Regions from separate parts of the Homo sapiens genome. Here region 1 is linked to region 2. Evidence: read pairs that join two places in POLR2A ChIA-PET (ENCODE). Cell type or tissue: MCF 10A. All regions are shown on one strand. Each heading gives the region's core, and the rest is flanking DNA. Links, peaks and the distances in the headings are about the cores only.

Evidence for each region. Peaks named below come from ENCODE experiments on the same cell type or tissue, not always from the same donor. Only the 100,000 strongest peaks of a DNase experiment are listed, where the experiment ranks them.
Region 1: POLR2A ChIA-PET joins it to region 2 with 11 read pairs; 3 of 35 experiments call an interaction of 5 or more read pairs at or near these places.

What each region holds. Positions count from the first base shown.
Region 1 is chr7:66,273,571-66,289,862 of GRCh38, forward strand. TPST1 (tyrosylprotein sulfotransferase 1) reads left to right here. Exons shown (of 6, transcript NM_003596.4): 3 at 12,941-13,139. Among named protein-coding and RNA genes, the nearest start is that of TPST1, 76 kb to the left of the region's middle. In MCF 10A, for the core only: no CTCF peak of the experiment used is centred there; DNase peaks (open chromatin) are centred at 8,331 and 10,151.
Region 2 is chr7:66,351,345-66,367,636 of GRCh38, forward strand. It overlaps TPST1 (tyrosylprotein sulfotransferase 1), which reads left to right. Exons shown (of 6, transcript NM_003596.4): 4 at 1,161-1,211; 5 at 5,481-5,527; 6 at 8,551-9,099. The coding sequence ends at 5,498. Among named protein-coding and RNA genes, the nearest start is that of LINC00174, 41 kb to the right of the region's middle. RefSeq lists a silencer at 11,116-11,280. In MCF 10A, for the core only: no CTCF peak of the experiment used is centred there; no DNase peak of the experiment used is centred there.

The DNA of each region.
Region 1 (16,292 bases), core at 4,755-12,754, 76 kb before region 2:
AACAGACATATAAACGAATGGAACTGAATAGAGCGCCCCCAGAAATAAACCCACATATTTATGGTCAGTTGATCTTAAGGGTGCCAAGAATACACAATAGGGAAAAGACAGTCTCTTAAATAATGTTGGGAAAACTGGATATCCACATGAGAAGAATGAAGTTAGACTCTTACCTCACATCATATACAACAACCAACTCAAAATGGATCAAAGTTTTATCTTGGAAAAAAAAAAATTTTTTTTTTCTTTTGAGACAGGGTCTCACTCTGTCACCCAGGCTGGAGTGCAGTGGTGTGATCTTGGCTCACTGCAACCTCCGCCTTCTGGGTTCAAGCGATTCTCTCACCTGAGCCTTCCTAGTAGCTGGGACTGCAGGCATGTGCCACCATGCCCAACTAATTTTTGTTGTTGTTTTCTTTTTTCTTTCTTTTCTTTTTTTTTTCTTTGGTAGAGACGGGGTTTCACCATGTTGGCCAGGCTGGTCTTGAACTCCTGACCTTAAGAGACCCACCTTCCAGCTGGGCACGGTGGCTGACGCCTGTAATCCCAGCACTTTGGGAGGCCGAGGTGGGTGGATCACAAGGTCAGGAGATCGAGACCATCCTGGCTAACACGGTGAAACCCCATTTCTACTAAAAATACAAAAAATTAGTCAGGTGTGGTGGTGGGTGCCTGTAATCCCAGCTACTCAGGCTGAGGCAGGAGAATGGCGTGAACCCGGGAGGTGGAGCTTGAAGTGAGCGTTGAGATCGCGTCACTGCACTCCAGCCTGGGCGACAGAGTGAGACTCCGTCTGAAAAAAAAAAAAAGATCCACTCGGCCTCTCAAAGTGCTGGGATTACAGGCATGAGCCACCTGTACCTGGCCTCAAAATGGATTAAAGGTTTAAATGTAAAACCTGAAACTGTATAACTATCAGAAGAAGACATAAGGGAAAAGCTCTGTGACATTGGTCTGGGCAATGAATTTTTGGATTTGACCTCAAAAGCACTGGCAACAAAAACAAAAATGGTCATATGGGATTATGTCAAACAAAAAAGCTCTGCACAGTAAAGGAAACTATCAACAGAGTGAAGAGACAACCTATAGAATGGGTTGATATATTTGCAAACCATATATCTGATATGGAGTTAATATCCAAAATATATAAGGAACTCAATTCGGCAAGAAAACAAATCTAAAAAAATGGGCAAAGAACCTGATAGACATTTATCAAAAGAAGACATACAAATGGCCAACAGTTATATGAAAAAAATGCTTAGCATCGCTAATCATCAGAGAAATGCAAATTAAAACTACAGTGTACCTCATACCTGTTAGAATGGCTATTATAAAAAAGATAGGCCAGGTGCAGTGGCTCACACCTGTAATCCCTGCACTTTGGGAGGCCGAGGTGGGTGGATCACGAGGTCAGGAGGTCGAGACCATGCTGGCTAACACGGTGAAACCCCATCTCTACTAAAAATACAAAAAATTAGCCAGGTGTGGTGGCGGGTGCCTGTAGTCCCAGCTACTTGGGAGGCTGAGGCAGGAGAATGGCGTGAACCCGGGAGGCAGAGCTTGCAGTAAGCCAAGATTGAGCCACTGCACTCCAGCCTGGGTGACAGAGCGAGACTCCGTCTCAAAGAAAAAATAAAAAAAAATAAAAAAAGATAACAAGTGTTGGCAAAGATGTGGAGAAAAGGGAGACCTATACACTGTTGGTGAGACTGTAACTTGGTACAGCCGTTATGGAAAACAACATGGAGGTTCCTCAAAAAATTGAAAATAGAGCTACCATATGATCCAGCAATCCCACTACCAGGTATGTACCCAAAGGAATTGAAATCAGAATGTGGTAGATATACCTGCACTCACATGTTCATTACAGCACTATTCACAATAGCCAAGATATCAACCCAAGCATCCATTCACAGATGAATGGATAAAAAGAAAATGCGGCATACATACACAATGGAATACTATTTAGCCTTTAAAAGGAGGAAATCTTGTCATTTGCAACATCGTTAATAAACCTGTAGAACATTATTGTAAATGAAATAAGCCAGGCATGGAAAGACAAATACTTGGGATCTTATTTCTATGTAGAACCTAAAAAAGTCAAATTCATAGAAGCAAGAGTAGAATGGTGGTTACCAGGGCCTGGAGGTTAGAGGAGTGGGGATTAGAGATGTTGGATTAAAGGATATAAAATTTCATTTAGACAGGAAAAATAAGTTCAAGAGATGTATACTGTGGTGACTATAGTTAATAACAGTGTATTCTATACTTGAAAATTGCTGAGACTAGATTTTAAATGTTCTCATGACAAAAAAGTGATTATGTGAGGTAATGCACATGTTAATTAGCTTGATTGAGCCATTTCACCATGTATACATATTTTAAAACATGTTATATATTCAGTTTTCATCAGTTTAAAAAACTTAATTTAAAAAAAAAAAGTTTTGATGTTGAAAAGTCTGATCTAATTTTCTTCTCCTATAGGTAATTTGGATACCTATACTTTGCCTAGATACTCAAATATTTTTTCTTTAAAGTGCAATAATTTTAATATGTTTTGTTGGTCATCATATAGCAGATATTCTCAGATATACCATGTGTTCTGTCAATATATAGATTAAAAAAACTTTTTAAAAATAATGTTTTCTTAAATTTTGGTTTTTAGTATTTGCTGTGTTCCCTTTGATTCTCTTCTTCAAAGACTCCTATTTTTCATTAAAGACTTTTTTTGCCTGTTAATATTTTTCACTTTCTTTTGAATTGTTTTATTTCTTCTTAAATTTTAAAAACATTTCATATATATATATATATGTATTTTTTTGAGGCAGAGCCTCACTTTGTCTCCCAGGCTGGAGTGCAGTGGTGTGATCTCGGCTCATTGCAACCTCTGCCTCCTGGGTTCAAGTGATTCTCCTGCGTCAGCCTCTCAAGTAGCTGCGAGTACAGGCATGTGCCATCATGCCTGGCTAATATCTTCTATTTTCAATTAGTTTAAATTGGAAAGCTTTTAAATCTTTGAAGGCATTCTATTTCACTTATAATTTCTTTTAAGATTCTCTTGTATTTATTAACTCTTGTCTTCCTTCTAGTTTAGTTTATTTTTGTAATGATTTTTCCTTCCATTTCTAAATTCCTGAGCTCTATCACCTTATTTCTAATATGATTTATGTATCATTTTCTCAGTGTCTTTTAGCTTGTTTTAAAATAGTAAGTTACAATTTTAATGTTTTGTGGGCATGTCTTTTTTTCTCTATAGGAATGTTCTTCTTCTTCTCTGTTTTCTTTTAACAACTCTTTATGGTATTTGACCAAATACTTTTTTGTCACTCATTTTTACTGAAAAACAGTTTTCTCAAGCTTTTGGGAGGAGGAATAGTTCAAGCTGTCTTTATTAATTTCATAGCTCTCCATCTCCTGTTTTTTGGTTTTGTTCTGGTAAAGCGTTAAATAATATGGTGGCTTGCTTTCTGAGACTTCCTGACTCCATAGCCTCCCCTCGCTTGTATCGGGGCCTTCTCTTTCCTTTGTCTCTGTCACCATTGTAATTAGCCCAATTCTGATTCTCCTCCCAGAAGTTTCTAATTGCGATGTCCTGTCCTGGAAAGGAGCTTTGGCTGGTTGGTTTCAAGTTCATGTTTCCCATCTTTCTCTGGCCCCTTTGAGAACCTACCAGTGGCCCTTATAGTCACTTTTTGGTTTGATGAAACCCTTCCCAATTTCAACTGGTGTTCTCAAATAGATCTGCTCTGATTTTTAGAGTTTGGTTTATGGCTGCTGTGGTGTTTCCCATTCTCAGTTTTCAGATGCGTTGTTGCTTCTTTTTCTTTCACCACATTAACATTCATTCCATGAGGGGATTGTGGTTACTGTTGGTTGTCTCCACGAACTTGTATTTTGGAGTTTGTGAGCTACTTTGTCATCTAGTTTTGTTGTCCATGGTGTTTTAGTTTTGTTATTGGATTACTTTGCATGTTTTTAGGGAATGATTTGGTGAGATGAAAACTATTCAGAATAGTTTTTTCTATTTGGATGATCTCATCAAATCATCCCCTAAATCTATACAAATCAGGAAATCTATTCAAATAGGAAAAACTATTCTGTGATTACTCAGATTCCCTCTCATTTCCAGTGCCTAGTCACTCTGAGTGACTAGGGAGTCATTGCAGGATTTTGAGCAATGGAGTGACATGACCTGACTGGTGTTTTAAAGGCTCTGTCTGGTGATAGACTGAGAATAGACCATAGAAATGTAGAGGAAGAAGTAGGGGGACCTATTAGAAGAATGTTGCAGAAATAGGCTGGGTGGATCACTTGAGGTCAGGAGTTTGAGACCAGCCTGGCCAACATGGCGAAACCCTGTCTCTACTAAAAATACAAAAATTAGCTGGGTGTGGTAGTGGGTGCCTGTAATCCCAGCTACTCAGGAGGCTGAGGCTGGAGAATTGCTTGAGCCCATGAGGTGGACGTTGCAGTGTGCTGAGATTGTGCCACTGCACTCCAGCCTGGGCAACAAGAATGTGACTCCATCTCAAAAAAAAAAAAAAAAAAAAAAAAAAAAATTGCAGAAATCCAGGTGAGAGATGTTTGCTTGGACTTGGGGAGCAGCAGTGGAGTTAATGAGAAGTGGCCAGATTTGCATATATTTTGAGGTATAGTTGATAAGATTTCCTGATGGATTTGATGTGAAGTATGAGAGAATGTAGTTGAAAAATAACTCTGGTTTTGTCCTGAGCAACTGTAAGAATGGAGTTGCTTTTAACTGAGATTAGAAGGCTGAGGCTGCCGTGCGGGTAAGGTAGACTTTAGGGGTGACATAAAGAGCTCAGTTTGGACTATGTTGAGCTTGAGATAGTTATTAGACTTCTGAGTGAAGATACTCTTCGTGATTCTGCGAGTCCCATGACAGCATGAGGTAAAAAAAGAAAGACATTGGGCCGGGCGCAGTGGCTCACGCCTGTAATCCCAGCACTTTGGGAGGTCGAGGTGGGCGGATCACGAGGTCAGGAGATTGAGACCATCCTAGCTAACACGGTGAAACCCCATTTCTACTAAATATACAAAAAAGTAGCTGGGCTTGGTGGCGGGCGCCTGTAGTCCCAGCTACTGGGAGGCTGAGGCAGGAGAATGGCGTGAACCTGGGAGGCGGAGCTTGCAGGGAGCCGAGATCGCACCACTGCACTCCAGCCCACTGCACTCCAGCCTGGGTGGCAGAACGAGATTCCGTCTCAAAAAAAAAAAAAGTTTATCATAGAAAATTGGAAAATATGGATAAGTTAGGTAAGAAAATAAAAATCATGCTGCATTGTAAACATTCTGATATGATTCTAAACATACATATAACATGCATTTAGAACACATCGCTTTTTTCTTTCCAACTTTTAGGTTCAGGGAGTACATGCACAGGTTTGCTACCGGTAAATTGTCTGTCACGGGGGTTTGGTGTACAGATTGTTTCATCACCCAGGTAATAAGCATAGTACTCTATGGGTAGTTTTTCGATCCTCACCTTCCTCCCACCCTCGACCCTTAAGTAGGCCCAAGCGTCTGTTGTTCCCCTTTGTATCTATGTGTGCTCAGTGCTTAGCTAGCACTTATAAGTGAGAACATGCAGTATTTGGTTTTCTGTTCATGTATTAATTCGCTTAGGATAATGGCCTCCAACTCCATCCATGTTGCTGCAAAGGACACTATTTCATTTTTTTATAGCTGTGTAGTATTCCATGGTGTATATCTACCACATTTTCATCATCCAGTCCACTGTTGTGGGCATTTAGGTTGGTTCCATGTCTTAGCTATTGTGAACAGTGTTGCGATGAACATACAGTTACATGTGTCTTTATAGTAGAACGATTTATATTCCTGTGGGTATATATCCAGTAAGGGGGTTACTGGGTCTAATGGTAGTTCTGAGTTCTTTGAGAAATCTTCGAACTGCTGTCCACAGTGGCTAAACTAATTTACATTCCCACCAGCAGATATAAGCATACTCTTTTCTTTGTTTTGTTTTGTTTTAAAACTAAAGCTTATTCTGGCCAATTTACTCTACTATTTTCTAATAACAGCTCATAGATCAGAAACGGTCTTTGTTTTAAACTTTCCTATCCATATGAAACACAATGATGTTGGGGTAAGAGGGGCCTTTTCTCTAAATGAAAATACAATACTTATTCTGTATAATTCTAGAGGGCCCAGAGATGTGGAAATAATGTATTTGTAAGAATTATATTAAACAATCTTTATTTGATAAATAGTACCTTACAATCCTAATGCTATCTATCAAGCTTCAGTAAGAGCAATTTCAGCATCAAGTAATGAACAGTAGCTAAACTGACAAGAGATCAATCAAAAGGGCTTTAAATGGAGCAGCACCAGCTGATGTGCTGCTAAGGCTCTGGGCATTCAGGACTCTCCTATGGGGAAAACGGAATCAAACCAGCAGGTGCTCTGGACCTAAGCCTTCACATCGTGACCTGCCTCCCTCCTGGGGGTGTGGTGGCCCACAGTCCCCCTGGCATTTCTCGGCCCTTGTGGGCTGCAGACGGAAATCCTGGCACCAAAGGACAGCTTGGGAAAGGCTGAAACTTGACCTCACAGTCAGCTGGCTTCTGCCTATTGTGGTCATTTTCTTTCCAGAGCACCTAGAGCACTCGCACAGTGGACGTGGAAGCCACCCAGCATTCTTGGGCTGTTTTCTCATAGAAGAGGACCTTCCTCTAAGCATTGGAAGCGTCTTTCTCCAATTCCTGGGCCAGATCTTGGGCCATCTTCTTGTAGGTCATGGGTCTGACACACATGGTTCAAGTTTTCGTGGCTATTGTGAATGGGATTGTGTTTTTGATTTAGCTCTCAGCTCGGATATTGTTGGTGTATGGAAATGCTATTTTTGTACAATGATTTTGTATCCTGAAACTTTACTGAAGTTGTTTATCAGATCTAGAAGCTTTTGGGCAGAGACTGTGGGGTTTTCTAGGTATAAAGTCATATCGTCTGCAAATATGGAAGATAGTTGACTTCCACTCTTCCTGGATGCCTTTATTTTTCTTACTACTCTATCTAGGACTTCCAGTACTGTGTTGAGTAGGAGTGGTGAGAGAGGGCATCCTGGTCTTATTCTGGTTCTCAATGGGAATACTTCCAGTATGGTATGCTTCCAGCAGCACATCAACTGGTGCTGCTCCCTTTAAAGCACTTTTGATTGATTTCTTGTTAGTTTAGCTATTGTTCATTACTTGATGCTGAAATTGCTCTTATTGAAGTTTGATAGATAGCATTAGAATTGTAAGGTACTATTTATCAAATAAAGATTGTTTAATATAATTCTTACAAATACATAATTTCCACATCTGTGGGCCCTCCAGAACATTTCAGCATGTTCTGGATGTTGGCTGTGGGTTTGTCATAGATATCACTTATTGTTTTGAGGTATGTTCCTTCGATGCCTAGCTTGTTGAGAGTTTTTAACATGAAGGGATGCTGAATTTTATTGAAAGCATTTTCTGTGTCTATCGAGATGATCATGTAGTTTTTGTCTTTAGTTCTGTTTATGTGATGAATCACATTTATTGGTTTGTGTATGTTGAACCCACCTTGCATCCCAGGGATAAAGCCTACTTGATTGTGGTGGATTAGCTTTTGATGTGCTTCTAGTCTCTGTTTCCTAGTATTTTTGTTGAGGATTTTTGCATCTGTGTTCATCAGGGATATTGGCCTGAAGTTTTCTTTTTTTGTTGTATCTCTGATAGGTTTTGGTGTCAGAATGATGCTGACCTCATAGAATAAGTTGGCAAGGAGTCCCTCTTCCTGAATTTTTGGGAATAGTTTCAGTAGGTTTGGTACAAGGTCTTCTTTATACATCTGATAGAGTTTGGTTATGAATCCCTCCTGTCTAGGGCTTTTTCTGGTTGGTAGGTTTTTTAGTACTAATTCAATTTAGGAACTCATTATTGGTCTGTAGAACACATTTTCACAAAGTTGAATTTCTATTGTATATACATTTTAAAATCTTCTTTCACAAGACATGACCTGAGCATTTTCTAATAGTGAAAGTCTTTGAAAACATGGTTTTTAATGGTATTTCATTACATGTTTTACTGTAATAAACCTAACCACTTGGATTATGTACTCTTTCACTCATTCCTTTTTGCATATCTGTTCCATCCCCTATGCTTTAATATGGAGGATTTGGTTTCTTGTAGTAGTTGCTGGGTATCATAATTCAGACCTGTGGTTTGGCAGTCAGCCTGGCTGTAGTGTTTAACTGAGTCTCGTGGAAGATCCATGCTTAAAATGAATGTCGTGGAGAATTGTATTCACCTCAGTCATTCAAGACTTTGGCATAGACCCCATTCCTTGAGGAGGAGTTGCCGCCACTGTGACTGCCACAGACGGAAGGAAGCCTGGGCAGTTGGGACTGGGGAGAACTTGCTGAGTCACAGATATCTTGTCTCAGTGTGCATGGGCCGTGTGTATTGAAATGTACCAGTCTGTGAGGCACTATGTTTTGAGGTCTCAGTAAGCTAAAGGGGTGTAGAATGGTATCTAGTTCATACCGTAGTATGCTTTAGATCTAAGTGTTGGTTAATTCTGTAAGGACTGAAGGAATAGGGGAGATTTAATGAGCTCCTTGCAGTCTGCAGGTTATTATCGAGAAAAGAAAATTAGGCTCTCAGTTCCAGGCCCATTTCCCTCTAATCACTGTGTCCTTTTGAACAAAAGTTGGCAAACTTTTTCTGTAAAGGGCCAGATATTTTTAGCTTTGCAGGCCATATGATTTCTGTTGTAAGCATTGAGCTCTTCTGTTATAGAGCAAAAGCAGCCATAGGCAGTACAGGAACAAATGGCCATGGTTATGTTCTAGTAAAACTTTATTTACATAACAGGCAGCAGGCCAGATTGGAGCAATAGTTGTCAACTCCTGCTTTGAAAATGTTTTGGAAACTGTGTCTCCGTCTGTTAGTGGTCATTATCCTCAGTCTCTTAGGATCAGAGTTTTTCTTAGATTACAAAACTGGATCATACAGACCTGACTTCCAGGTCTGCGTTCTCTCCACTACACTTTGCTGCCTCTTAGAAAAACATAAGCTAAATAACTAGAACCCATGGAAAGAGGGAAAAGTGAAGCCCAGAGAGCTGATGCGGGACTAAGAGGCAACTCTGAGAGTTTCAATGTGGAATGTTTGTGTGGCTCCCCAACCAGACCGTGACCTCCTTGAAGATTGGGACTGCATCGTATCTTGTTCTCATTTTCTATTTTATTTTAATGATCTATCCTTTGGGTTGAACGAATGTGTTTCTTGAACCCGATAAGTGCAACACTGAGTAAACACTTGTTTCTTTTCTCCCTTCCATCCTCCCAACTTAGTAGCTTCAATACATTCTTAGCTCTCCTCACTTGCTATTCTCTAACCATACCACGTGGCTGGGCACGGTGGCTCATGCCTGTAGTCCCAGCACTTTGGGAAGCCGAGGTGGGCAGATCACCTGAGGTCAGGAGTTCAAGACCAGCCTGGCCAATGTGGCAAAACCCCACTAAAAATACAAAAATTAACTGGGTATGGTGGTGGCCTGTAATCCCCAGCTACTCAGGAGGCTGAGGCAGGAGAATCGCTTGAACCCAGGAGGCAGAGGTTATAGTGTGCTGAGATTGCGTCACTGCACTCCAGCCTGGGTGACAGAGCAAGAGTCCGTCTCAAAAAACAAAAACAAAAAAAACCCCAGGTTATCTCCATGAATGTGAATATTGATGTGGTCCTTCTGTCAGGAAGACATCACCTGAGACCACACACAGAAAGCCTATTTTTCCTTAGGATACAGTCCTACATCAGGGTTGACAAAGTTTTTTTGTAAGGGTTAGATAGTAAATATTTTAGATTTTGCAAGCCATATGGTCTCTTCCTCAGCTACTCAACTCTGCCGTTGTACTACAAGAGCAGCCATAGACAATCTATACATGAATGAGTGTGGCTGTGTTCCAGTAAACTTTACTTATGGATATTGATACTCAGATTTCACATGATTTTCATGTGTAATGAAATGTGATTATTTTTATTTAAAACATTAAAAATGTAAAAGCCATTTTTTGCTTGCAGGCCAGACAAAAACAGGCAGTGTGAGTCAATTTAATTTAATGTGTGACTCATAGATGCTAACCCTTGCCTTAGCTGCTTAGTAACTTGCCCTAGTCATGTGTTACCCCATGAAAAGAATGGCCTACTTCTGTCATATTGTCTCTAACCTCTGTCATTTCATTTATGATGCTATGTATTATGTGTACCTTTGTCTCTCTTGCTGGATTCTGAGTATCTTGAGAGGTAGGCCATGGCCTAGTCAGTCATCTTTGTATCCTTAATATCAAACCCACATAGTGGGTATTTAAGAAGTGACTGTTGAATTTGAATTTTATGCTTGATATATATAAAATGTCATTTCTGCTGATCTTAAAGAGAAACACTTGACTGATATGCATAGGTTTCCCATGTTCTTCCCCTTGAGAGGCCATAGTTAACTGCATTTGCTGCTAGCGGCTCTTGTAAACTCAGTGGTTATACAGCAAAGCCTTTGCAAAGTCTTTTATTTTAGAGCTCTTTTTCAGACAAGAAATGATTATACTTTTTCTTCAAATCATTTATTCAATCATAATGATAAATATGGCTTTCACTATTCTGATGAAGCAGAGCTACCATCAGTGTGAAATAATAATAGCCGTTGTTTAGTGAGCATCTACTACATTCCAGTCAATTCAGATTTTTTCTCTAGATTTTTGGTGACCTTCTGATTACTATTAATTTACATTTTTTTTATTGTTCTCTACATGTCAAACAAAACAAAGCAACAATATCAAAAACCCACATGCTTTTTCTTCATACTGTCTATATTATTGAATGACAGACAAACATCTGTCCTTCAAGTCAAATATTAATTAATCATAGACTCCTTTCTCTTTTTCTTCACCCCGCCTTATCTAATTGGCCACTGTCTTAGCTTTTTTTTTTTTTTTTTTTTTTAAAGATGGAGTCTTACCCTGTTGCCTAGTCTGGAGTGCAGTGGTGTGATCTCGGTTCACCGCAACCTCCATCTCCTGGGTTCAAGCAATTCTCCTGCCTCAGCCTCCCAAGTAGCTGGGATTACAGACATGCACCACCACACCTGGCTAATTTTTGTATTTTTAGTAGAGATGGGATTTCGCCATGTTGGCCAGGATGGTCTCGAACTCCTGACCTCAAATAATCCACCCACTTTGGTCTCCCAGTGTCTTAGCAGTTTTAAAAATTATCTTTGGAATTTGTCTCATCTCTATTTCTAATTCATTTAATCTAATTGAAGCCTTAATCATTTCTTTTCTTCCAACATGTTGAGCATCTGTTCTGATTTTCCTGACCCCACTTGCCTCATTCTCCAATTATTCTTCCCATAGTTATCAGCACTGAATGCTAATAATAATACTTTGTTCATATCAGTTGTTATTAAAACTCTTCACTTATTCCTTATTATCTTCAAGGTAAGCCCAGCTTCCCAGTCATGACATACAAGACTCTATGTGTGACCCCAATACTTAACACAGATGTGTTTCAGAATTCAGAATTTTTTGGATTTTAGAAAAGTAATACAGTTTATGCAATACATATATAACATCCTCTGCTCATTCCTGAACACTGATGGGAGTGAATGGCAGGTGCTTTTAATAATTACGCTGAGGTAAATTATGCTAGGTGTAAACTGGACCTGTCCTGGGCAAACGAGGATGTTCTTTACACAGTTTAAGAATGTCAAGCAAAGAACATTAGGGATGAAGCAATACAGGGAGAATAGATAGAGTGAAGGGAGCAGTGGGTTAAGTGGAGTCCTGGAGAAATATTTGAAAAGGGAGAAAGGAATGTGGCTCCTGAGGTAGGAGGGAAACCTGGAGCAGGTAGCCCCACAGAAGCCCAGGGAAGAGGCATTGTTTTTCTATTATTTTGGAAGCAGATCCCCTTTAGGAGACTCCTCATCAGATAATGATTATTCACTAAGAGGTTATATTCTTAATTAAAAGGGCCTTTACCTTTTCTTAGAATACTATGTTTGAATAACTTTTTATGTATTACGATATAAAAGTCTCTTTTAAGCATTTCTGTTTTATAGTCATTTGGCCAAAATCTAATTCAGATCCAGCTTAAATCCAAATGTCATTTGATGCTACATTTTATCCTGAGGTTGCTAGTTATTTAGTCAAATATAGTGAGTATAATCACTACAGGCTTAGAGTAAATTTCCATGTCAAGAGGTAGAACACATTTATTCTGTAATATTGAATCCTGTAATATTGAAAATCAAAAACAGCCCTTTTTTTTCTTCTGTAGAAAATAAGATTTTTAAGGAAGGCAGCAGGAAAATAGAACAAGTGAATATTTTACGTTCTTAGTGGTTTATGGTTGGCAGTTTTCCCCCAACATTTTGTTACGAAAAGTTAAAATGTACAGAAGAATTGAAAGACTTATACCCACCAGCTAGATTGTGCCATTAACATGTTGCTGTATTTACTTTATCACTGTCCATCTCTCTGACCATCTATTTGTCCCTCTTTCCATCCATCAGTCTGTCTTTTTTTTGGTAAGCATTTCAAGTAAGTTGACTGACAATTTTTCTAAGCAGCTGTATCTTTATTTTGTTACTGTTTTTTTCCTGGATGTTGTAATTACAGTGTCAAGACATTTAATAATGCACATGTTTCAGCTAACCCTTTTCCCAATTTCTAGAAATCTGAGATTGCCAATAATCCCTGTCAATCTTAAATTATTTTTTAATTCTGGTAAATAGTGTCAAACCTGATTAGTGCCCTCTTTCTCAATTGTTTTGTAATCCAGACAACTGTTAGTCATTAAAACATAATTTATAGTGGTTTTAAAGCATGATTTTCTAAAAAATTTTAAATAAATATTTATTCATATTATGTTGTTTTCAGAGTGGAGAGATCTACAGACCAAGTAATCAAGCCAGTCAATGTAGGAGCTCTATCAAAATGGGTTGGGAAGATACCGCCAGATGTTTTACAAGACATGGCAGTGATTGCTCCTATGCTTGCCAAGCTTGGATATGACCCATATGCCAACCCACCTAACTACGGAAAACCTGATCCCAAAATTATTGAAAACACTCGAAGGGTAAGTGAGATTTTTTAAAGCAACTGAGAAAACTAGATTTTGAATTTGGGATCTGAATACGTTTTTTTCTTATTTTATTTCTTGCTATTTAATGATCAGAAAAATATATTTTTTTTTTTTTTCATTTATTTTTATTTTATTTTATTTTATTTTTTTTATTATACTCTAAGTTTTAGGGTACATGTGCACATTGTGCAGGTTAGTTACATATGTATACATGTGCCATGCTGGTGCGCTGCACCCACTAATGTGTCATCTAGCATTAGGTATATCTCCCAATACTATCCCTCCCCCCTCCCCCAACCCCACCACAGTCCCCAGAGTGTGATATTCCCCTTCCTGTGTCCATGTGATCTCATTGTTCAATTCCCACCTATGAGTGAGAATATGCGGTGTTTGGTTTTTTGTTCTTGCAATAGTTTACTGAGAATGATGGTTTCCAGTTTCATCCATGTCCCTACAAAGGATATGAACTCATCATTTTTTATGGCTGCATAGTATTCCATGGTGTATATGTGCCACATTTTCTTAATCCAGTCTATCATTGTTGGACATTTGGGTTGGTTCCAAGTCTTTGCTATTGTGAATAGTGCCGCAATAAACATACGTGTGCATGTGTCTTTATAGCAGCATGATTTATACTCATTTGGGTATATACCCAGTAATGGGATGGCTGGGTCAAATGGTATTTCTAGTTCTAGATCCCTGAGGAATCGCCACACTGACTTCCACAATGGTTGAACTAGTTTACAGTCCCACCAACAGTGTAAAAGTGTTCCTATTTCTCCGCATCCTCTCCAGCACCTGTTGTTTCCTGACTTTTTAATGATTGCCATTCTACCTGGTGTGAGATGATATCTCATAGTGGTTTTGATTTGCATTTCTCTGATGGCCAGTGATGATGAGCATTTCTTCATGGTTTTTTGGCTGCATAAATGTCTTCTTTTGAGAAGTGTCTGTTCATGTCCTTCGCCCACTTTTTGATGGGGTTGTTTGTTTTTTTCTTGTAAATTTGTTTGAGTTCATTGTAGATTCTGGATATTAGCCCTTTGTCAGATGAGTAGGATGCGAAAATTTTCTCCCATGTTGTAGGTTGCCTGTTCACTCTGATGGTAGTTTCTTTTGCTGTGCAGAAGCTCTTTAGTTTAATTAGATCCCATTTGTCAATTTTGTCTTTTGTTGCCATTGCTTTTGGTGTTTTGGACATGAAGTCCTTGCCCACGCCTATGTCCTGAATGGTAATGCCTAGGTTTTCTTCTAGGGTTTTTATGGTTTTAGGTTTAACGTTTAAATCTTTAATCCATCTTGAATTGATTTTTGTATAAGGTGTAAGGAAGGGATCCAGTTTCAGCTTTCTACATATGGCTAGCCAGTTTTCCCAGCACCATTTATTAAATAGGGAATCCTTTCCCCATTGCTTGTTTTTCTCAGGTTTGTCAAAGATCAGATAGTTGTAGATATGCGGCATTATTTCTGAGGGCTCTGTTCTGTTCCATTGATCTATATCTCTGTTTTGGTACCAGTACCATGCTGTTTTGGTTACTGTAGCCTTGTAGTATAGTTTGAAGTCAGGTAGTGTGATGCCTCCAGCTTTGTTCTTTTGGCTTAGGATTGACTTGGCAATGCGGGCTCTTTTTTGGTTCCATATGAACTTTAAAGTAGTTTTTTCCAATTCTGTGAAGAAAGTCATTGGTAGCTTGATGGGGATGGCATTGAATCTGTAAATTACCTTGGGCAGTATGGCCATTTTCACGATATTGATTCTTCCTACCCATGAGCATGGAATGTTCTTCCATTTGTTTGTGTCCTCTTTTATTTCCTTGAGCAGTGGTTTGTAGTTCTCCTTGAAGAGGTCCTTCACATCCCTTGTAAGTTGGATTCCTAGGTATTTTATTCTCTTTGAAGCAATTGTGAATGGGAGTTCACCCATGATTTGGCTCTCTGTTTGTCTGTTGTTGGTGTATAAGAATGCTTGTGATTTTTGTACATTGATTTTGTATCCTGAGACTTTGCTGAAGTTGCTTATCAGCTTAAGGAGATTTTGGGCTGAGACGATGGGGTTTTCTAGATAAACAATCATGTCGTCTGCAAACAGGGACAATTTGACTTCCTCTTTTCCTAATTGAATACCCTTTATTTCCTTCTCCTGCCTGATTGCCCTGGCCAGAACTTCCAACACTATGTTGAATAGGAGCAGTGAGAGAGGGCATCCCTGTCTTGTGCCAGTTTTCAAAGGGAATGCTTCCAGTTTTTGCCCATTCAGTATGATATTGGCTGTGGGTTTGTCATAGATAGCTCTTATTATTTTGAGATACGTCCCATCAATACCTAATTTATTGAGAGTTTTTAGCATGAAGGGTTGTTGAATTTTGTCAAAGGCCTTTTCTGCATCTATTGAGATAATCATGTGGTTTTTGTCTTTGGCTCTGTTTATATGCTGGATTACATTTATTGATTTGTGTATATTGAACCAGCCTTGCATCCCAGGGATGAAGCCCACCTGATCATGGTGGATAAGCTTTTTGATGTGCTGCTGGATTCAGTTTGCCAGTATTTTATTGAGGATTTTTGCATCAATGTTCATCAAGGATATTGGTCTAAAATTCTCTTTTTTGGTTGTGTCTCTGCCTGGCTTTGGTATCAGAATGATGCTGGCCTCATAAAATGAGTTAGGGAGGATTCCCTCTTTTTCTATTGATTGGAATAGTTTCAGAAGGAATGGTACCAGTTCCTCCTTGTACCTCTGGTAGAATTCGGCTGTGAATCCATCTGGTCCTGGACTCTTTTTGGTTGGTAAACTATTGATTATTGCCACAATTTCAGAGCCTGTTATTGGTCTATTCAGAGATTCAACTTCTTCCTGGTTTAGTCTTGGGAGAGTGTATGTGTCGAGGAATGTATCCATTTCTTCTAGATTTTCTAGTTTATTTGCGTAGAGGTGTTTGTAGTATTCTCTGATGGTAGTTTGTATTTCTGTGGGATCGGTGGTGATATCCCCTTTATCATTTTTTATTGTGTCTATTTGATTCTTCTCTCTTTTTTTCTTTATTAGTCTTGCTAGCGGTCTATCAATTTTGTTGATCCTTTCAAAAAACCAGCTCCTGGATTCATTGATTTTTTGAAGGGTTTTTTGTGTCTCTATTTCCTTCAGTT
Region 2 (16,292 bases), core at 3,198-11,197:
ATTGCACTGTTCTGCAATGCCACCTTGCCGTAAACCAGGCATCTGCATCTGAGGGGCTGTTTCTGGACCTGTCATTCTGTTTCATCGATATATTTATCTATCCTTGTGCCAAAACCCTACTGTCTTACTTATGGCTATATCATTAACTTAGCTAATGTTTAGAGCTATGTAATGTAGATAATTGTAGCTGTATAATAGTAATGTATCGATATCTGGTAGAATAAGTTCTTCTACTTTGTTATTCTTTTAAAACTACCTTGACTATTCTTGGCCCTGTGTATTTCCATATAACTTTTACAATCAAGTTGAAATTACTCCCTCCCCTCCAAAAAAAAAAAAAAAGCATGCTAGAATTTTGATTGGGAATTCTTTGAGGAGAATGGCTATCTTTATTATATTAAATCTTCCTGTCCCTGAAAGTGGTATGTCTGTTTATGTGGGTCTTTAATTTCTCTCAATAGTGTTTTATAGTTTTCTGTGTTAAGGTTTTATATATCTTTTATTGATTTACTCTTACATATTCAGTGGGCTTTTAAATGTAATAAATGGTATTTATCACAAATTTATCATAAAGATTCCTAATTATTGCATGTATTAGAAACATTTTTATATATTAAAGCATAGGTTTTTAATTATAAGATTTTATGAGATTTACGGTTTATATCATTTTAAGAATCACTTAATATTCAAATTCAAATCACCATGAGAATTCTGGGTAAATTGAGAAAAGTAAAGTTGGATTAAATCCAGGGTTGTATCCTTGGAGAATTCAAAAGGAACCAGGAAGAGCTTGTTCCTAAACTGCGTGAGTTCTGTGTTGGTTGCTTGAGAGAGATTGCCTAGGGCTTGCTTCCTCTCTCAGCTAAAGTGATTGGGATTTGGCAGTCAGGGTGCTTTTGTTTTTAGGGTACCCTGAGCCCTCTCCTAGCCAGCCCACATTTGTGAGCACTCGGTAAACACAGAGCAGGAGGGAATTACAGTGAATGGGGATTTCCCTCAGTGCTGCCCACTGGCTGCTCTTGAACTGACAGGCTTCTTTCTCATTCTAAACTCACCAGCAGTGGAGCAGTAAACCCGGCCACGGTCAGGCATGGCACATGTCCTGCAATGATGGGGACTGGACCTGTTGCCTTAAACTCACGCCTGCTTTGTTTTTCCAGGTCTATAAGGGAGAATTCCAACTACCTGACTTTCTTAAAGAAAAACCACAGGTACTGTGTCTGCTTTTTCCTCCTGATGTATACTAGATTGGCTCTTGCATTGAAGTAATATTTTTAAAGAGATAATGAAATTAAAAAGACAGAAACAAGAAAACCAAAAAGAAAAGAAGAAAAGGGATAGTGATATGTGCTGGGGAAGAAAGATCAGCGTCTGGGACTTGTTGATTTTAACAATAATTTAACACAGTCTTAATTTCAGAGAGCTCAGTGTCTCCCAAAACCAGGGAAATACTTTATTGATAACCAAATTCTGATTGCTTGAGGTCCTGCACAAGCCGCCCAGTGGGTAAAGCTGCTCCAGCGTTCCAGTGCCTAATTTGAAATAAAAATGTTCAGCGACCCTCTCTGTTCCTACTCTGTGTACTGTACATCCTTGCCCCTTTGACTTTTCTCATTTGGAGCCCAGATGACTTATATATACACATAGTCACTGGCCCCTGGGAAGGACAGTGAGAGTTTGAAGGATTAAAGCCAGCATGGTGGCTCATGCCTGTAATCCCAGCAATTTGTGAGACCGAGGTTGGCAGATCACTTGAAGTCGGGAGTTCAAGACCAGCATGGCCAACATGGTGAAACCTCATCTCTACTGAAAATATAAAAATTAGCCGAGTATTGCAGAATTTGCCTGTAATCCCAGCTACTTGGGAGGCTGAGGGAGAATCACATGAACCGGGAGGTGGAGGTTGCTGAGCCAAGATTACACCACTGCACTACAGCCTGTGTGACAGAACAAGACTGCCTCAAAAAAAGAAAAAATTAGCTAGGCATGGTGGCGAGGCCTCTGGTCCCAGCTACTTGGGAGGCTGAGGCAGGAGGATCGCTTGAGCCCATGAGGTGGAGGTTGCCATGAGTTTAGATTGTGCCACTGCACTCCAGCCTGGGTGACAGAGTGAGACCCTGTCTCAAAAATAAAAAAAATTAAGCAGATTCAGAGTTTTCCCTGTAACGTCTTCTCTCACTGACTTGCATTCCAATCCTGTTTCCTGGGTTGGAAAGAAACAGGGAGTCTCACGGCTGACATGCCTAGAGGAGCCCGGCATCCTGCCTCTGGGCATCACTGTCATGCCCATATGGAAGTCAGAAAAAATGGACACTCATGGCCTGAGTGCAGCCGACTTCCCTTTCCAGCAAGGCGATGATGCATGTTGCCTCCAGGCTGCTGCTGTCAGTGATTAGCTTGTCAATAGGAAGAGGAGACTCAGTTTTGAACTCAGTTTCTGAAAGCGTTCCAGATAGAGGTTGGTGAAGCAACAGCACCTCAGAGACTTGTGTGAAGTCCAGTTGCCTGATGCAAGCCTGGAGTAAATGGGCTGCCCTCTCTGAGGGAAGCCATGTCTCACACCAGAGTTGAAGCCTCTTCCTTCCTGACCCTTTTCTGAAAACACTTAGCCGCCAGTAATTGATACATATGACTTGAGTGTTTCAAAGTACTTTCAAGGCATATTCTTATTCACATATATTTACTATTCATCCATTCATTCACTTATTCACCAATTGTTTACCCAGTGTCTACTATGGTGAGGAATTAGAGTAAGTCCTCAGGAGTCACGGGGGAAAGAAAGACCTCAAGGAGCTCCTGATTTATCCAGAAGAATCCGACCACCTCGTGCAGACAAGGGGACACAGAGCTCTGGGCCCAGGCTGGGCATGATGTCCCAGAAACCTGGGCAGATTCATGAACAGACTGACACCGGCTGTGGAAATTGGAGCCAGAGAATATTCCAAGAGGCTGTCTTGAAGGAATATAAAATCCAAAAGCGCCCAGGTGCGGTGGTTCACGCCTGTAATCCCAGCACTTTGGGAGGCCCAGGTGGGTGGATTGCCTGAGGTCAGGAGTTCAAGATCTGTTTAGCCAACACAGTGACACCCCGTCTCTACTAAAAATATAAAATAATTAGCAAGACTTGGTGGTGTGCGCCTGTAATCCCAGCCTGGGTGACAGAGCGAGAGTCTGTCTCAAAAAAAAAAAAAAAAAAAAAAAAAAAAATTCCAAAAGCCGGTTTGCATAACAAATCTGAAGAAGTCAAGAAAAGGTATTTGAGACTAAAACTAAAGGGACACTCCTGCTTCACAACATACCTAAAAATATTTCCAAATGGATTGCACACCTAAATGTGAAAGGCAAAATAATGAAAGTTGTTAGAGGATATAGAAGAGCCAGGCATGAGGCTCACGCTTGTAATCCCAGCACTTTGGGAGGCAGGCAGATTGCTTGAGTCCAGGCATTCAAAACCAGCCTGGGAAACATAGCCAAACCTCATCTCTACTAAAAATACAAAAAATTAGCTGGGTGTGGTGCATGCCTGTAGTCCCAGCTACTTGGGAGGCTGAGGTGGGAGGATCACCTGAGCCCCAGAGGTTGAAGCTGCAATGAGCCGAGATCACACCACTGCACTGCAGCCTGGGCAGTCAATCCTGTCTCATAAAAACGAAGAAGATAATAGAGGAACCATCTTTATGACCATAAGAGGACAGGATTTCTTAAGCCCTAAAAAGTACTGATTATTAATTTAAAGGTAGATAATATGAACTACATTATAATTGAGGATGTTTATGTAATAAAAATCATGAGAGTAAAATAGTGAGCCTAAGTAGGAGAATATATTTGAAACAAAGGACTTATCTGGAGCCGAGTGCAGTGACTCACACCTGTAATCCCAGCACTTTGGGAGGCCAAGGCGGCTGGATCACGAGGGCAGGAGTTTTAGACCAGCCTGGCCAACATAGTGAAACCCCATCTCTACTAAAAATACAAAAAAAAAAATTAGCTGGGCGTGTTGGGCACCTGTAATCCCAGCTACTTGGGAGGGTGAGGCAGGACAATCGCTTGAACTCAGGAGGCAGAGGTTGAAGTGAGCTGAGAACGTGCCACTGCACTCCAGCCTGGGAAAGATTGCGAGACTCCCTCTCAAAAAAAAAAACAAAAAACAAACAAACAAAAAACTCATCTGTGGAATATAGATCATCATCGTAAGGGAATTTTTTTTTAAATTGGGCAAAAAGCCTGGACAACATAGCAAGACCCTATCTCTATCAAAAAATTAGCTGGGCAGGGCCAGGCGTGGTGGCTCCCACCTGTAATCCCAGCACTTTGGGAGGCTGAGGCGGGCAGATCACTTGAGATTAGGAGTTCAAGACCAGCCTGGCAAACATGGCAAAACTCCATCTCTAAAAACAAGTACCAAAAAAAATTAGCTGGGTGTGGTGGCACACACCTATAATCCCAGCTGCTCCTGAGGCTGAGGCAGGAGAATTGCTTGAACTCAGGAGGCAGAGGTTGCAGTGAACCGAGATTGCGCCACTGCATTCCAACCTGGGTGACAGAGCAAGACTCCATCAAAAAAAAAAAAAAAAAAAAAAAGGCTGAGCGTGGTGGCATACTTGGGAAGCTGAGGCAGGATGATCTGTTAAGCCCAGACAGCTGTGATTGTGCCACTGCACTACAGCCTGGGTTACAGAGGGAAACCTTGTCTATTAAAAAAAGAAACAATCATGCAGAAGTGTGCACACAGAGACACACACACGTAGAAAAGGGCCCATAAGGTCTTCAGTTTAACTTCTAATGAAAATCAGCAGAAACTCATAGAACCTTCAGATTGAATAATTAGCTAGAATGGTTCATAAAACTCGGTAAAGTGTAGTACTTAACAATGACAGTTTTATAAAGGATGCAGATCAGGACCAGCCATAAGATAGAAGTGGGCCCAGGAGGGTCCTGAATGCAGAGCTTCTGTGCCTCCTCCCTATGAAAGCAGGGCACGTCACCCTCCCGGCACACCCATGTGTTCACCAACCGGGAAGTGCCACTGAACTTCCACACCCAGCATTTTTATTGGGGTTTATTTATGCAGGCAAGATTGATCAAATCGTTGGTCATGTGTTAGAACTCAATCTCCAGCCAACCTCCCCTCCCCAGAGTTGACGTGGGCTCCAAGCCCCAGCCCCTGATCCCATGGTTGGTCTTTGTGGTGAGCAGCCCCATCCTGAATCATCTCATAACATAAATCCAGATGTGATCCAAGGGCATCAGAAATAACAAAGACACTCTTGTTACCCAGGAAATTCCAAGGATTCGGCATTTCCCTCCCAGGAACCAGGGGGAAAGGCCAGTCAGATTCTTGAGCATACCACAGTAGTGCACTGAGTTCATCTGAAAGTGAACAGAGCCTGCGGGCCACCCCTCATGTTTCAGTGGGGACGGTCACTTCTCATGCTGACCAACTTCAAGGACATTAAAACATCTTTTCTTTCCTTCAACAGACTGAGCAAGTGGAGTAGCAGAACCAGGAGCCTCTTCCATACATGAGGTGAGGGTTGGGGGACATTGCCAGGTCTTTCTGTTTCCCACTCGGGCTCTTGCAGGGGGCTGGGTGGCCAAGGTGGAGAGCACAGCTCTGGAGTCCGTCTGCCAGGGTTGGAATCCTGCCTCTTCACTTTCTGTGTGGAAGCAAGCACATTACTTCACCTCTCTGTGTCTTCATTTATTCATCTATGAAATGAGGATAATATTAACAAGAGCATGGTGGTGAGAATTAATCATCATCCAAGAGCCTGGCTCATAATAAGCGCACAATAGTATTGTTATTTTCATTATGAACCATGAAATATTTCAGCTGAAAGGGACCTGGAGGCCATCAAGCCCAACTCCCTGTTTACTGATAAGGAAGCTGGTCCCAGAGGGAGCAGGTCGTTTGTCAGGACCATAGTCCATAGGCAAGGAAACCCAGAACTCAAGAGTGGCTGTTTACTTCTGGTTACCTGTTCAGCCAGGGCCCCAGCCACCCATCCCCACCTCCAGTGGCTTTCTTCGTGTGCTGGACTTGCAGATGTTTTTGCCCTACTGCAATTTTTGTTTGTTTGTTTGTTTCTTGGTTGGTTTTTCAAGTTTGCCCTTGCTTGTTTTAATGTATTATGGATGGCTTATGTGAGTAACCTATATTGTCTCATTGGACTAAGTGCTACATTGTAGACAAGGCCAGCCTTGCCTTCTCAGCCCTTTTTCTATCTGAGTATGTGGCCCTCATCAGGCACATGTCCAGGGACACCAGCTCATGAGTGGCAAAGCTGGTTTCTCAGCCCAGATCTCCAGGTGCAGCTGCTCAGAGTTCATACCCTTGTCCCAGACTTTCAGTCTCTGCTTATCCACCCAAACTTTCTTAAGATCAGTTTTGCTCCAAATGATGTGGCAAAGCCTTTGATCAGTTGTAACTTGAACAGCCTTTTCAAAAAATCTGATATTGGCTGGGCATGGTGGCTCATGCCTGTAATCCCAGCACTTTGGGAGGCCAAGGTGGGCAGATCACAAGGTCAGGAGTTCGAGACCAGCCTGGCCAACATAGTGAAACCTCGTCTCTACTAAAAATACAAAAATTAGCTGGGTGTGGTGGCAGGGACCTGTAATCCCAGCTACTTGGGAGGCTGAGGCAGGAGAATCACTTGAACCCAAGAGGTGGATGTTACAGTAAGCCGAAATCGTGCCATTGCACTCCAGCCTGGGTGACAAGAGAGAGACTTCGTCTCAAAAAAAAAAAATTGGCTGGGCGTGGTGGTGGGCACTTATAGTCCCAGCTACTCGGGAGGCTGAAGGAAGAGAATTGCTTGAAGCCAGGAGGCAGAGAGGTTGCAGTGAGCCGAGATTGCAGCACTGCACTCTAGCCTGGGTGACAGAGCGAGACTTCGTCTCAAAAATAAATAAATAAATAAATAAAAATAAAATCTGATATTGATAGTGATTTTTTCTCATAGTTTACTTGCTGACCTTTGTTTTTTTTTTTTATATAATGTTTTTATTTTTACTTTATATAATGATGTATTGTGCATACTCCATACCAGGCATAAAATACCAAGGATTTTATTTGCATATATATAAGATGATATATATATAACAGATACGCTAAATTATATATACATCTATATATAAAATTGTATTCAGTTCTCAAACCACTCTGGCAAGCTGGTAGTATTCCTGTTTTGCTAGTGAGAAAACAGGTTGAATGTGACTTGCGGTGCGTTGATGGATTATAGACATAAGAAGCACATGGACGCTGGTCCGTCATGTCAAAATCCCAGATGGCAGCAAGCTGCTAATATTGACAGGTTCTAGGATTCAGGTTTCCTTTTTGCTGAGGAGCAAATGCTGAATGTTAGTCTTATGCCCTGTGGGTCTGCATATTTAACAGCAGTTATCAGGCCTTGGCTAATTTTGTTTATACAAAATGCTTTCAAACTTCATAGGTAATCTCCCTGCCCGCCCCACCAAACACACACAAGGCCTCATTTCTTTACCAGCGTGTTGTAGGATGGACCGCATCAGCAGTTGCCTCTGCAGCATTTCACCCTGGCTTGTGTGTGGAGGTTGGGAGGGGCCAACCTGTGCTGAGGAGGACTCAGGAGAACTGGGGACACAGCAAAGCCCTTAGGATGGATACTATCTTTCTTATCTTTTGGGTCCCTTTGGCATTTCAATAACAGTATCTGTGTTCTCTGGAGCTTCCTTTAAAGAACCTTAGGATCCATTTCTTCACGTGAGGAGGAATCAGGGTGCTGACCCCTGGACACTTAAAGAACCTTAGGACCCATTTCTTCACATGAGGAGGAATCAGGGTGCTGACCCCTGGGACACTTAAAGAACCTTAGGACCCATTTCTTCACATGAGGAGGAATCAGGGTCTTGACCCCTGGACACTTAACCTTAGGACCCATTTCTTCACATGAGGAGGAATCAGGGTGCTGCCCCCTGGACACTTAAAGAACCTTAGGACCCATTTCTTCACATGAGGAATCAGGGTGCTGCCCCCTGGACACTTAAAGAACCTTAGGACCCATTTCTTCACATGAGGAGGAATCAGGGTGCTGCCCCCTGGACACTTGAAGAACCTTAGGACCCATTTCTTCACATAAGGAGGAATCAGGGTCTTGACCCCTGGACACTTTAAGAACCTTAGGACCCATTTCTTCACACGAGGAATCATGGTGCTGACCCCTGGACATCTGGTGCCCCTGACAGTGCCCCCACAGTAGCAACAATAGCAGATGACAGTCAGTTATTTAGAAATGGGCAGGAGCAGCCCTGGTTTTGGCCATCTGCTTGCTTTGCACCCAGCAGCTACTTGCATGCATCTGAAAGCACCAGAGTGAGGGTGTGTGTGCCTCCCAGGCAGTCTTCCTGAGGCAGCTGTTCTCAACATCCATCCTCCTGGCCCCTGATCTGCAGGAACCTCCCCAACCGCCTGGCTTGTCTAGGCCTGTAGCTGGGAAGGAAGAGACGAAGACACAGGGAGAACACACCGGGACTCCACACCTGTAACCACATTCTGTTTGTTCGCCCTAGGAAAGATTGCTGCCTTTTCAGCAGAAGGGAAATTCCTAGGATTGGCTGTCCCCTGCCAAGCTTGGTGGAGCGTCTGCACCTTGGCTGCGCCGCCTGTGCATTTGCCAGTTTCCTCCCACTGAGAGGATGGAGGTGTCCGCACAGCTTTGGGCCTCGTGAGGGATCTGCCTCCTGAGCAAAGAGCTCTTGATCCCGATTTCATGCACAGCCCTGCAGTAAGGAGCCCAGAAGGAACATGTGTTTCCTGTTAAAACTCCTCTTGTTCTCTTTTCTTACATTATGACGTTTGTTTTCAAGGAGAGGGTTTAAAAATGGGATCCTGTAAGCAGACTTGGGCAGTCTCCTTTTGAAATAGGTTGTCTGTACATGTTCTAATGTTTTGTAGAACACGTGTGCCTGTTTAAGTGTATTGATGTGAATAATATTAAATATCCTAATTATTTAATTCATTGTATTGTTTCTGAGAAGTTGGGAAATTACCATTATACATTTACAACCTAATGACTTTTGTATTTTATTTTTCAAAATAAAAGCTTTCAATGTGAAGCATTCTGGTAGTTACATGTTTTCATTAATGTGATTTCAGAGAAGCACAGACCTTATCAGATGCTGATGTGATAAACCAAAGTTTCCTTGGTTGGCTGTATTGTAGATACTCCCCTGGAGCCATCACCTTTTTTTGGAGGGGGGTGGTGGGTAGAGGCAGGGTCTCGCTACATTCCCCAGCCTGGGCTCAAACGATCCTTCTGCCTCAGCCTCCCAAAGTACTAAAATTACAGGTGTGAGCCACGGTGCTTGGCCTGCATTATCATTTTGTAGTGAAGTTTTCTTTTTATTTCAAGAGAGAACCTATTGCCATCCACTTTGAGAATCCTGTTCTATTTCATGCTTGCAGACTGTATTTAAGGACATGGAAGTTACTATTTCCACTTGTTTTCTAGAAGCCTTTGTTATGAAACCCAGGATGTCCAGATAGTAGTAATAATTCCCATATTGAGTGTGTTCACATATGTGCCAGCCATGAAAAGGGTATATAACATGTTATCCCATCTCTGCCCCAAAACTTGTACCTATCCATTTAGGTCATATCCATATCAGTAACTGCAGTATTTTCTACTGTCACTTGAGCCAGAAACTGAAGAGTCACACTTGATTTCACCCTTTTCCTCCCTCTTTCCATTCGCATCCAAGATCTTTGATCCTACCTTCAACGTATTTTTTGGATCACAGCAGAATAAGAGTTTTTAGAATGCACATCTGGACAGGAGCCTCCCCGCCTGAAACATTTCAGTGGCTTCCATTTCACTTAAAAGAGTCCAGACTCCTGTCAGGGCCGGCAGGGTCCTCCTCTCCATCTCATCGCAGGCCTCTCTCCCAACCTCACCGCTTGTGCTCTAGAAGTATCTTTATTTTCAGAACATAGCAAGTTCTTCCTGTCTCTACATATCTCCTCTCTCTGGAATGTTCTTCCCTTTGGCTATTTAAGATGAAGTTTTGCTCTGTCACCCAGCTGGCCTGCAGTAGCACAATCTCGGCTCACTGCAACCTCCGCCTCCCAGGTTCAAGCAATTTTCCTGCCTTAGCCTCCCGAGTAGCTGAAATTACAGGCATGTGCCACCACGCCCGGCTAATTTTTGTATTTTTAGTAGAGACAGGGTTTCACCATGTTCACCAGGCTGGTCTTAAACTCCCAATCTCAAATGATCCTCCCTCCTCAGCCTCCCAAAGTGCTGGGATTACAGGCGTGAGCCACCACACCCAGCCCCCTTTGTTCTTTGTCTGATAGGCTCCTTCTCAATTCTGTGGTCTCGGTAAGCCTCACTTACTCAGAGGGATTTTCCCTGGCCTCTTAAACTAAAAGGTAATTCTCCCGCTGCTTGCCTTCTTCATGGTCACACTTTGCAGTGTTTCATCTGTTTGTTGCCTTTTTTATTATCTGTCTCCTCCACCAGCCAATAAGTTCCTGGAGTTCCAAGACTATGTTTTTTCTTGTCTGTTGTACTTTTGGCACCTAGCAAACTGGCACTTTCTAGAAACCAAGTAAGGCCGGTCGCAGTGGCTAATGCCTGTAATCCCAGCACTTTGGGAGGCCGAGGTGGGCGGACCACAAGGTCAGGAGATGGAGACCATCCTGGCTACCACGGTGAAACCCTGTCTCTACTAAAAATACAAAAAATCAGCTGGGTGTGGTGGCGGGTGCCTGTAGTCCCAGCTACTTGGGAGGCTGAGGCAGGAGAATGGCATGAACCTGGGAGGCGGAGGTTGCAGTGAGCCGAGATCACACCACTGCACTCCAGCCTGGGTGATAGAGCGAGACTCCGTCTAAAAAAAAGAAAAGAAAAGAAAAGAAACCAAGTAAAATACTTGGTGAATTACTAATCCTCCAAAGAGCCTTCTGACATACATACTGTTTTACAGATCAGGAAACAGGCTCAACTAGGTCAGGTCACTTACACAAGGCCCCCCACCTAGTGCCACAGGTGACTTGGCATGTAGCTGGGCCCAGGCACAAGCCTGACTCTAATGTCCTCTGCAGTCCACTTCCCTAGCCCTGTCCCTTTCCATTTAAAATGAATATGTCCAGCCTGGGCAACATAAGGAGACCCTGTCTCTACAAAAAAAATTTTTTTAATTAGCCAGGCATGGTGTGCACCTGTAATCCCAGTTACTCGGGAGGTTGAGGCAGGAGAATTGCTTGAACCTGGGTGGCGGAGGTTGCAGTGAGCCAAGATCATGCTACTGCACTCCAGCCTGGGCGACGAGGGAGAATCTCTCAAAAAAAAAAAAAAAAAATTAAAAATACTGCTGTCAGATCAATCTTGTGTTTAACACTGTTTTAAGTCACTCATTTGCTCCAAAACCTTTAATTCTCCAATGCCTAACATTACATCTAAATGTCTAAGCTGGCCAGGCATGGTGGCTCACACCTGTAATCCCAGCACTTTGGGAGGCCAAGAAGGGTGGATCACCTGATATCAGGGGTTGGAGACCAGCCTGGCCAACATGGTGAAACTCCATCTCCAATAAAAATACAAAAATTAGCCAGGTGTGGTGGCACACACATGTAATCCCAGCTACTCGGGAGGCTGAGGCAGGAGAATCACTTGAACCTGGGAGGCGGAGGTTGTGGTGAGCCAAGATAGCACCATTGCACTCCAGCCTTGGTGACAGAGTGAGACTCCATCTAAAAAAATTAATAATAAATGTCTAAGCTATTCTGCTGCCACAATGTGGCCTTACTGCTCCCTGATATACGGTGCCTTTCTCCTCCCTTGTTTCATTCTCTTCACTTTCTTCTTCCAGATGCTCGTACACCCAGTCCCCCTACCTGGGAAATCACAACCTCATTAAGAGCTCAGCTATCTTAAGTCCTATTTCCTCATGAAGTCTAACTCAACTGCTGCAACTTCCGAGTAGCAATTAAATCAGCTCCAGCATAACCTCTTTTTTCCCTTGTCTCCTGTGTTAGTATTATGTCACTAACTTTGTGGGGACAAGGTCATATAACACTCTAGAGCATATCAGAATGACAGAACATCTTCAGCTATAACCTACCTAGATACCAATATTTGCCCCCAAGGCAATGTTTGATTTTTATTCCCCATTATGAGAAACAAACTCACCCCTCCAAACCCAAAGAATGGACTCAGAGACCTGGAGAACAGCGAAAGTGAGACTTTTAATGATGCTCTTGTAATATTGGGTGTCTGGCAGCAGGCACACCCAGCACAGTTTCAACAAGCAATTTATCCCCTAGTGCACAGGTGCCTCCCCCAGTTCCTCATGGGCTGTGTATTATGGGGTCACAATCTTCCCGGACATTGCCTATTGGTCGTTGGGTAGGGGCTTCGGGTGTTTTCTTTAGGGTTGTCCTGCTGCGTTTTGTTGCAGCCCACAATGCATTGCAATCCTAGTTAGCTCAGGGGCTCTTCAGGTATTTGACTTATGACTTAAGTAGCTGGGGCAGGCTGATAAGAACAGGCAACACGAGCTATTTTGCAGCTAGTAAACTTTCATCTTAGACTAAACTTCTTTGGTTCAGGTGAGGGTAACTAAGGGGGTTGGGGGGGGGTGACAAGCAGGCATTGGCTGTCCAAGCAGGAGCCTACTGTATCCTGTTTTCTTCTGTAGTCTACTGACCTAAGTTGATTTAAGGCACTTTGTCTTGGAAATGGACCACTGTATACATTTCCTTCACCCAGCTAAGTTTTAAATTTTTTTTGTAGAGGTGGGGTCTCACTCTGTTGCCCAAGCTGCTCTTGAACTCTTGGCCTCAAGTGGTCCTCCTGCCTCAGCCTCCCAGAGTGCTTGGATTACAGGCATGAGCCACCTGTTCGGCCATCATTGTTTAAACAAAAAAGTTTAGAGGACTCCCAACTAGGAACTATTGCAATAATCTGGGCCAGATATTATTCTAGCTGGGTTGAAACAATGACCAAAATAAAAAGGAGGAAGATGGGGAAAGGCTGGGAGGTGTACAACCGACAGGACTTGCAAGTAAGCAGATCTGGTGGCAAAGGTCAGAGAAAACCAAAGAAGACTCCCAGGTCTCCAGGTGATGAGGCTAGACATGGTACATGGTAGTGCTGGCAGACAGAGTGGGAGTGCATACCACTACACAGTTGGCCCACACACTCTGGCTGCAAAGGGCCAGGGACCGTGTGGTCTCCAGCTTGCTGCCTGAATTTGGACAACCCACTCACTCTCACTGCCTGTCTTCACAATTTGAAAATGAAGCTAAAACAAACCCGTCTCTAGCTTGTTTTGTTTTTGTTTTTTTCTGAGATGAAGTCTTCCTCTATCACCCAGGTTGGAGTGCAGTGGTGCAATCTTGGCTTTCTGCAACCTCCGACTCCCAGGTTCTAGCGATTCTCCTGCCTCAGCCTCCCAAGTAGCTGGGATTCAGGTGCCCACCACCATGCCCAGCTAATTTTTTTGTATTTTTTTCAGTAAAGATGGGGTTTCACCATGTTGGCTAGGTTGGTCTCAAACTCGTGACCACAGGTGATCCACCCGCTTCAGCCTCCCAAAGTGTTAGGATTACAGGTGTGAGCTACTGCACCCAGCCTCCAGCTTGTTTTAAGAATCCAGTAACATGATTATGTTTAACAATTGGCTTAGATATTCAGAAGCTGCTGGCTGGGCATGGTAGCTCACGCCTGTAATCCTAGCACTTTGGGAGGCCGAGGCGGGCGGATCACCTGAGGTCAGGAGTTCAAGACCAGCCTGATCAACATGGAGAAACCCCGTCTCTACTAAAAATACAAAATTAGCCGGGCGTAGTGGCACATGCCTGTGATCCCAGCTACGCGGGAGGCTGAGGCAGGAACTTGCGGTGAGCCGAGATTGCGCCATTGCACTCCAGCCTGGGAACAAGAGCTAAACTCCATCTCAAAAAAAAAAAAAAAAGACATTCAGAAGCTGCTGATGTGAACGTTTAATGAATTTGTTTTTTGTTTTGTTGTTTGTTTTTGTTTTTTGAGATGGCGTCTCCCTCTGTCACCCAGGCTGTAGTGCAGTGGTGAGATCTCAGCTCACTGCAACCTCCACCTCCCGGGTTAAAGCAATTCTCTGCCTTAGCCACCCTAGTAGCTGGGATTACAGGTGCCTGCCACCACGCCCAGCTAATTTTTGTATTTTTAGTAGAGGTGGATTTTCACCATCATGGCCCGGCTGGTGTTGAACTCCTGACCTCGTGATCTGCCTGCCTCATCCTCCCAAAGTGCTGGGAGCCACCTCACCCGGCCCGTTGAATGAATTTCATGAGTAAACAAATTAGATCAAAGTAAGTGGATTCCATGAAGCCGAGAATGATGTCTTCTGGATATGCCACCTGGTAACCCCTCCTTCAGCGCACTGTGCCCCTTGACAAACACCATGGGGAGCAGGAACAGAGGAGGTGGGTGGGGAGCACAGGGACAGGCATGGTGACATCCGCTCCTCCCTTACTCCCGTCCCATCCACCCCTTTCTATAATACAATCATTTAACAATGGTTTCCCATGTGTAAAATACTTGCTTCATTCAATCACAGAATAGACACTTGGTATTCAAATTTACTGAGGAAGAAACTGTTTCACATGCCAAGTAGCAACTTGAAAAAATCAACAACCCTTAATTAGTTGTATTATTGAAGTAAAACCAATGTAAGGGATGTAGTGTTTATCCAGGCAAGCCTGGTTGGCTTCTTGGCTTTTTTATCTTCCCCATTTCTTCCTCCTTCTTAAAGTGTAAATTTTATTTTCAAAACTGGGAAAAGAGGAGTTCAAGGTGGGAGGTGGAGGCAGGAGGATGGCTTTAGATCAGGAGTTGAAGACCAGCCTGGTCAATATTGGAAGACCTTGTGTCCAGAAAATTTTTTTTTTTTTACTTAGCTGGGTGTGGTGGTGCATGCCTGTGGTCCCACCCTCTCAGGAGGCTGAGGCAGGAGGATCGCTTGAGCCCAGGAATTTGAAGCTGCAGCAAGCTGTAATCATGCCACTGCATTCCAGCCTGCATGACAGAGCAAGACCCTGTCTAAAAACAACAACAAAAAAGGGCCAGACTCAGTGGCTCACACCTGTAATCCCAGCACTTTGGTAGGCTGAGGCAGGAGGATCTCTTGAGGCCAGGAATTTGAGACTAGCTTGGGCAACATAGTGAGACCGTGTGTGTGTGTGTGTGTGTGTGTGTGTGTGTGTGTGTGTTTAATGAGGTGTTTTGGAACTGCCACTATGTAGACGTCCACTGCTAAAGGGCTGTTTTGGGTCATAACCAAGACACATGGCCTGAGAGCCTGTGATGATTATTTGTGTTTGTGCAAACTCCAGAGCAGCCCAAGCTCCTAGACTAAGTGACACTCCACTCTGTAAGTCTTGAGCAGAATATAAAGAGAGACAGGTCATTGTCTCCAGCATCAAAGGAATGAACCAAGATGTTGATTTTGAAGAGCCAACACTTCCCCAAGAAGCCTCCACAGTGTGACCTCACAGGGCTTACACTGGCACTGAGTGTCAGAATTAAGGCATCTGAGGCTGGGCCACATTCTTGCAGAGGCCTCACTCAAAACATGGCCTGGAGTGATCAAAAGATGTTGATGTGGCAGCTCCTCACCAGATGTCCTGCTCCCACTCTTGCTCCTCCATGTCCAGTCTCTTGACAAGCAGCTGAAATGTTCTTTTTAGTTTTTTTATTTTTTCTTTGAGAAAGAGTCCTGCTCTGTCACCAAGACTTGAGTGCAGTGGCGTGATCTCTGCTCACTGCAACCTCTGCCTCCTGGATTCAAGCAATTCTCATGCCTCAGACTCCCAAGTAGCTGGGATTACAGGTGCATACCACCATGCCCGGCTAATTTTTGTATTTTTTTAGTAGAGATGAGGTTTCACCATGTTGGTCAGGCTGGTCTCTAACTCCTGACCTCAGGCGATCCACCCGCCTCGGCCTCCCAAAGTGCTGGGATTACAGGCATGAGCCACCGCACCCGGCCCCTTGATACTTATTTATTCTAATGACATTTATTGTGTGCCTACTATGTGCCAAGTACTATATTAGGTTCTGAGAATGAACAAGATATGACTCCTACTGTAGGGAGCCTCTGTTGTGATTCGCTGTGAGTTTGGGAGGAGGACATGCAGACAAGGAATTCAATAAATAAGCTGATTTTTGAGTTGTGATATCTGGTTTGAGAGAACCAGGCAGGACGAGGCATTGAAAAGGAGGATGATTCCCCCTTCACAGGATGAGGGAGGATTTCTCTGCAGGGGT